Linked DNA regions of Mus musculus: region 2 is linked to region 1. A link is a contact called in ENCODE Hi-C or POLR2A ChIA-PET data. All regions are on one chromosome and are shown on one strand. The core of a region is the stretch at or near the end of the contact, and the rest is flanking DNA. Distances in the headings are between cores, read along the strand shown.

Region 1 (3,540 bases), core at 694-3,193:
ATGTCTAGTGACAAGCACAGTGGCTGGAACACACACAGGCGAAAGGAATGGTTCCTAGAGCTTAGCACACCAGAGGGAGTAGAGATGTGCCAGTGGGGCAGAGGCCAGCAAAGGTGGATACTGTGCGTAGCTTTTGCTACCTACCCCTCTCTAAGCTCTGAGAAGGGGCTTCCAGGTTCCTTTGGATCTGTGGATGAAAAATTATTGGCTCAATTTCTGGGCACCTCCAATCTACCGCAGCTAGCGTGCCCTTCCCAATACTCTTAGGTCATCACCTACACGTGTGTGCGCGCACAGACACACACACTCAAAACTAAAGAAATATAATTTTAAACTTTTAAAAAGAATGACTCATTAGAGTAGTTATTAATGATATAGTGTCCCGGTTCTGTTTTTTTTTTTTTTTTTTTTTAAAGTCTTACATATATGGTAGCACGTGCCTACACTCCCACACTCAGGAGGCTGAGGCAGAAGGATCACTATGTCCAGGCCAATGTTAGCTATATAGTTTAGTGACAATTCTGGAGTTTTGGTTTCTCTAAAAAAACACAAAGATATTGTAAGAATATGTTTCATTTTGATGCCAGGTGTGAGGATGTAGGGCTGCTTGGACTGCCTAGAGCAGCTGACTGTGATTTGCCTCATGCTCTAGCAGAGTGGTGGTTTTACCAGCTGTAGATGATACTTTCTGCGATTGTGTGACATTTGGAATTCAGAGAGTATATAAATGTCAGGGTCTAGAAAGGCAGGCCGAAGCTGGGCCTGGTGGCGCACGTCTTTAATCCCAGCACTCGGGAGGCAGAGTCAGGCGGATTTCTGAGTTTTACAGAGTGAGTTCCAGGACAGCCAGGGCTACACAGAGAAACCCTGTCTCGAAAAACAAAAAAAAACAAAAAAAAAAAAACAAAAAAAGAAAGAAAGAAAGAAAGAAAGAAAGAAAGAAAGAAAGAAAGAAAAAAAGAAAGAAAGAAAAAAAGAAAGGCAGGCTGAGTTGTATGTTGGGGGGAGGGGGGGTTGTTACAGTTTGTTAGTAGCCCTGCTCAAAGAAGAAACAAAAAGAAAGATAGATTCAGGGATCTCTCTCTCTCTCTCTCTCTCTCTCTCTCTCTCTCTCTGTCTCTCTCTTTCTCCTCTATCCTTTCTCTCCTATTTAGTGATAAGGAGTAGGGGATAAAGGGCTGGAAGAAGAAGAACTCACAAAGTAGCAAAGACCAGCTACAATATAGCAAGACCCATCACAAAACCCAAAATTCATGGCCTAGTGTCAGAGATGTATAGTTCCAAGTATTTGGGAGTCTGAGGCAGGAGAATTCCAACTTCATGGTCTGCCAAGGCACAAAGTGTGTTTAAGGCCAATCTGAACAGCTTATAGAGAGTATAATGGTACACACCTACAATCCCAGCACCTGGGAGGCTAGGACAGGAGGATCACTGCAAGGCCAAGGCCAGTCTGGTTTACATGAAGAATTCCAGAACAGGGGCTAGGGAGACACCTCAATTGTTAAGAACACCAGCTGCTCTTCCAGAGGATGTGAGTTCAAATCCCAACACCCACATGGCAGTTCACAATTGTCTGTATTGACCTCTGCCAACACCAGGCACACACATCATCCACAGACATATGTAGACAAAAACACCCATACATATAAAATAAAATAAATTTAAAAATAAAAAGAATTCCAGACCAGCCAGTACCTCATCCCTCTAGGTAGGGCTTTCCTCAACAGTGCAGGTTGGCCTATCATGCCCAGCCTCACTAAATCTCTAAGACTGAGAGTTATGACTCGCAGTGAATGACAGTGTTTGGTTTGTAACTGATTTGGGCTTGTCTCTTCTCAAGTTAGCATCAGCCAGGGCGGCTCACAGGCTGGAGTCAGGGCTGGAGCACCTCCACATGGCCAGTCCATGTGACTGTTTGGCTTGGTGGCTGGGTTCCAAAGGCAAAAGTCTGGAGAGGAGGGCGTGCAAAAGGGGAGGAGCCAGAAGCTCTATGCTTGCTCCTGACCTTGGTCTTGGAAGCCATACACTTTTTAGTGGCCTTATCCTCAGATGTGAATCAGAAGGCTGGCTCCTATTCTGGAGAAGGGGGTGGAATTTGGCTCCACCTTCTGGTGGGAGGAATGTCAAAGATATTTTGAATTTTTTTTTTTTTTTTTTTTTGGAGACAGGGTCTTAGACCTCATTATGTAACAAGACTGAATACCCAGATATCCAGTTTCCCATCTCTGCTCAACAGAAGCTAAGGTACTACACTCTGCCCGGCTCTTGTCCGTTTTCTTTAAGTCCTCGGGGTTGAGCCCCGGAAGCTCGTGTATTCCAGGCAAGCATCCGACCACTGAGCTACAACCCCCAGTTCCCTTGCACATGTTTTTAAACCATCTTCTGTGGGTTTCCCAGGCCTTCCTAAAGACTCCTCTTTTGTGTGTCTGCAGTGGAACCCAGCTGTCTCAGGGGTCTTTCTTTTGTTTTGTTTAAACAAACTCTTCCAGCTCAGACTGGCCTTGAACTTGCTACTTACTGAGGATAACCTTGAACTCCTGCCTCTACCTCTTGACCTAAGTGTTTTGTTTTTTTATCCTCGGGGAGATCGATAGAGGAGGTTGGTTTGTGAAATGAGAGTTGAGCGTAGAGCGAAGGGAACAAGGAAAGGCATGGAGACCCTGCGTGATGGAGGGATAGGGCCCACACAGGTCAGTTAGGCCAGATGGTCAGCTCCAACTGTGCTGGCTGGGGTTTTAGTTGGGTTAACAGCAAGATGCCGTGGGAAGTTTCCCTGCAGGGAGACTGACAAGATGAGACCTGTGCTTTCCTAAGATGCTTCTGGCAGCAGCAGGAAAGCTTTATTGGCACAGTGAGAGATTGGTAGCATGGAGACGATTAATGGGGCTTTTGAGTGAAAGCTGGTGGGGTGGGCGTGGAGGGGCTACCAGGACCTGGAAGAAAGCAAAGGAATACGAGACAGTCGGGGGGATATGATTAACGGGCCTGAGAATCCCCTGTTCTGTAGAGAAGCTGCCTCACCCCCGACCTTTTCACCCTCCTCATCCCCACCTGCGATCGGTTTACTAGGCTTGGCTTTCTCATGACTTGAGTCATGTGTCTGTGTAGTGGCTGCCTAAGCCTGCTCTTTCTGCACGTGTGCCTAAAATGCTCTAGGGCCAGGAGACACAGTGGCAGCCCTGCTGCATCTCCAGTATCGACTCCCATCAGAGATCATAGCATCATTCTCTCTCTCTCTCTCTCTCAGATTTATTTATTTATTTATTTTATGTATGTGAGTACACTGTAGCTGTCTTCAGACACACCAGAAGAGGGCATCAGACCCCATTAGGGATGGCTGTGAGCCACCACGTAGATGCTGGAAATTGAACTCAGGACCTCTGGAAGAGCAGTCAGTGTCCTTAACCACTGAGCCATCTCTCCAGCCCCCACATTCTATGAATTTTTATGTATATGAGTGCTCTATCATCATGTACACGCATGCCAGAGGAGAGCATCAGATCCCATTACTAATGGTTGTAAGCTACCGTGTGGTTGCTG
Region 2 (3,540 bases), core at 530-3,029, 35 kb before region 1:
GTCCCAGCTGGTTTTGTGTGTCAACTTGACACAGCTGAAGTTATCACAGAGAAAGGAGCCTCCCTTGAGGAAAGGCCTCCATGAGATCCAGCTATAAGGCATTTTCTCAATCAGTGATCAAGGGTACGAGGGCCCATTGTGGGTGGTGACCAGTTCTCAGGCCTTGGATTATTCATGTTTAATGGTGTTAACACAAAATAAGCAGGCCATTAGCCTAAGGTTATTTTTGTACCAGAAAGTCCTTCTAACTGATTAATTCTGAATCGAGACAGCCATTCACAGATAGCCAACCAGTCAATTGGTTATATAACTAGGGAGCTGCCATGTGACCGTATCAAATAAAGCAAAGCCAATATCATTACTTCCTTGTTCGGCTTATGAAGCTCCTTTCCCAAGCTGTTAGAGAAGTTTGCTGATTTCCCGTTTAAAAAAACAAAAACAAAAACAAAACCCTTTTAATCTTCGAATAAAGTTAATTTGCTTCTTTAGTACATTTATCCAGAAATCAGTCTAGGTTAGATTTTTGAATGATATTCTATCCTTGGTGAATGGCTCAATTCCTTAAAACTTGTTCATCAACAGCTTTTTGTAGGTTTCTTGTTTTGTTCCTTTTGGGTTATTCTCACTCTGTAACACTGGACATCCAGGGACTCAAGGCAACCATCCTACCTCAGTTGCCAGGATAAAGGCCACATGTCCTGTGCCCTTTGCCAGTGACTGCTTTAGGAGTTGAACAAATCTTTCTACCACTGGCCCTTATGATACTAATCAACACTCACATGAAAAGCCTCAGAATTCCTTTCGTTTGGTATGTCACTAGACCTCAGGAAAGGATACTATCAAAAGGCTTCGTGCAGAGAGGAATGGTGGTGGAGCCAAGAATCTGAGGGCTGGATGGCCACATGCTATGTCTCCTCATGATCTATTCAGACCCTCACATTCCTAGTGCAGAAACAGAAACAGGTCTTGCAGACACTGTTGAGAAGTGCAAGCCCACTCTAGGGTGTGTGCTACTACCCTTCTCTTAGAGCCTCTTTTAAAAAAGACTTTTATTTAATCTTATTAGTATGTATATGTGTGTGAGTGTGTGATGTGTGTGCAGTTCCTCACGGACGCCAGAAAATGGTATCAGGTTCCCCAGGTGCTGGAGTTACGGGCAGTTTTGTGAGCCAACAGCTCAAAGATCACTTCAGCTACACTGTGAGTTCCAGGCTAATCTCAGCTACATGTGATGACCCTCCTCTGTCTCAAAAGAAAATGAAGGAAAACCACCCGTTGTTGAAAAAAACAAAAAACCAAAAACCAAACAAACAAAACCCATAGCTCTTGGAGAACTTGGACACCACCTACTCTTATCTAATCCTATCCTTTCCTGAGGAAACTCAGGTCCACTGAGGTGAAGTGATCCAATGTAGTCTGAGCCAGGCCTCTTTGGCAGCTCTTTGCAGCACAGGGCATGGCCTCTCTTAAAATACCTTTCCACAGAACTTACCCCGACAGCACCAGGAACTTCCCTGAAGTTGCACTTAGACCAGATTTCTGGGTGAGTCTCAGATCAAACTGCTGCAATCTCTAGTCAGAGAGAGATAGGGTGAGCCAGAAAGGGGACACGACCAAGTTGGAGGCTGACACAGGAGCCACGCCTCCTGCAACACCACCGCTACTAGGGCGACGCTCCGGTCACGAGTTGAACACGCCGCCGGGAGCGAGCACGTTCGCTCCAAGGCCGCGCGGGAGGCGGGAGACGGGCGCGCCTCCGCGGCAGGGGGCGGGGCTCTGAGCGGGGCCGGGGCGGGGCCGCGGAGCTGAAGGTGCTGCAGCCCAGTTGCGACAGGTGCGCTGGGCAGACAGAGCGCAGGACCGTGGCCGTGCAGCGCCGAGCCCCGACGGCTTTCTAGTCAGGTAAGCGCTTCCTCTCGCCTCGCCCTCCGCAGCCTGCATGCGCGCGGAGACCCTGCTGAGCCCCGCACTCTCCCCGCGTATTTTGAGGCGGTGGGTAGCAGGAGCAGGAGGCTCACCCCTTGGGGTCCACGTTGGAGGAGCCTCCCATGCTCCGCCCTCCCTTCTGGGAAGTCCAAGGGACTGAGACTTCGCTGCCTGGGCCCCTGGTCTCGCACGGGATGGAGGGAAAGTGGCATTTCATCAAAAGTTAAAACACCCTCTTAGGGAGGTAATCCTGCCACTCTTTCCTTCTTCCACGCGGCCGTTCCTTTTCCAATTTTTCTCCCGTCCATTCCTCCAGATGAACTCTGGTTAAGACTTAACATCCTTCCGAACAGTTCCTACTTGCTGTGTCCTTCCCAAATCGCTATGGTGTACTTGAGCTGGGATCCACTGCTCACTCGCATCCGTAGGTGTTAATATTAGGTAACTGTACACCCCTGGCCACACACACTGGAGCTCGAAGTCGTGGGTGCTAGGAGCGAACCATCTGGCACCCGTCCTAGCCTTCTTATTGGTGCTCACAACAATGAGTTTAGCTGATCCTGGTGAGAGATACTGATCTGCTATTGTCTTGCAACTAATTCCAGCTCTCAAAAATCTGCCTAATCCAAATGGTTCTGTTGACTTTGCAAGTTAGCCGAAGACTGTGAGGTTATGTTTTTAAGACGTTGACCTTTGGAGGGCAGATCATCCTTGGCACGGAAGTGGGTGAGTGGGCTACTTTGTATCTACATAGTTACTGGTACAAATACCTAGTCCAGTTAGTCTATGGACGACCAAGTGTGATCATGTTTAGACAGCCTTCAAAAAGCTATAGAGTTAGCAGGAAAGAACAACTCCTCCTCAGTCGTTGTCTTCTCCTCCTCCTCTCCCTCCTTTTTCTTCTTCTCTTCCTCTTTCTGCTTCTTCAGAGAATCCCTGACTAGCCTTGAGCTGGCTATCTAGCTTTGGCTGCCTGAAATATGGCTGCCTCTGCATCTTGAATGTTAGGATTAAAGGTGTGCTCCACTGTCCCTGACCTTCAATATATATATATATATATATATATATATATATATATATATATATATATATATATATATATATATATATATATATATATATATATATATATATTTTAAAAATTACCATTTGTGTGATGTGTGTGCATGAATACCAGCCATCGTGCTATGGTAGGCTTGTGGAGGTCAGAGGGCAGCTTATAGGAGTTGGTTCTCTCTAACTTAGGATTTGAGGATCAAACTCTGGTCCTTAGTCTTGTGCAGCAAAGGTTTTCATCTTCTGAGCCATCTTGCCAGCCCAGAGAAGTTCGTTCGTCCTTTCTTTCTTTCTTTCTTTCTTTCTTTCTTTCTTTCTTTCTTTCTTTTCTTCTTCCTTCCTTTCTTTCTTTCTTCCTTACTTTCTTTCTTTCTTTCTTTCTTTCCTTCTTTTGCTTTTTTACATTTATAGTGTGTGCATGCGCGCGTGTGCGCATGCGCCATGGCATGTGCATTGAATGTAGGTCAGATGAGAACTGTGGGGTCTGTTCTTTTCTTCCAGGATTCTTCCTGGAACCCCTGCGGGTTCCAGGGTTTGAACTCAGTGCATCAGGCTTCA

What was found. A loop is a pair of places that touch in the nucleus more often than their neighbours do. ChIA-PET counts read pairs that join two places held with the same protein, here RNA polymerase II (POLR2A).
Region 2: POLR2A ChIA-PET joins it to region 1 with 173 read pairs in embryonic stem cell. The contact joins the promoter of Lima1 here to the enhancer-like site in region 1. A Hi-C loop is called at or near these places in 2 of 37 maps with a recorded cell type or tissue (gastrocnemius and heart). POLR2A ChIA-PET finds 5 or more read pairs at or near these places in 4 of 5 experiments (Patski and embryonic stem cell).

Annotation. Positions count from the first base shown.
Region 1 is chr15:99,838,569-99,842,108 of GRCm38, reverse strand. All of the region lies in intron 2 of Lima1 (LIM domain and actin binding 1), which reads left to right. Among named protein-coding and RNA genes, the nearest start is that of Gm17057, 22 kb to the right of the region's middle. Within about 2 kb of position 1,943, at least 1 of the 3 ENCODE cell types and tissues checked has a DNase peak (open chromatin) inside an H3K27ac peak, as active enhancers do; it is gastrocnemius, where a contact is called at or near this core.
Region 2 is chr15:99,873,695-99,877,234 of GRCm38, reverse strand. It overlaps Lima1 (LIM domain and actin binding 1), which reads left to right and starts at 1,779. Exons shown (of 11, transcript NM_001113545.1): 1 at 1,779-1,902.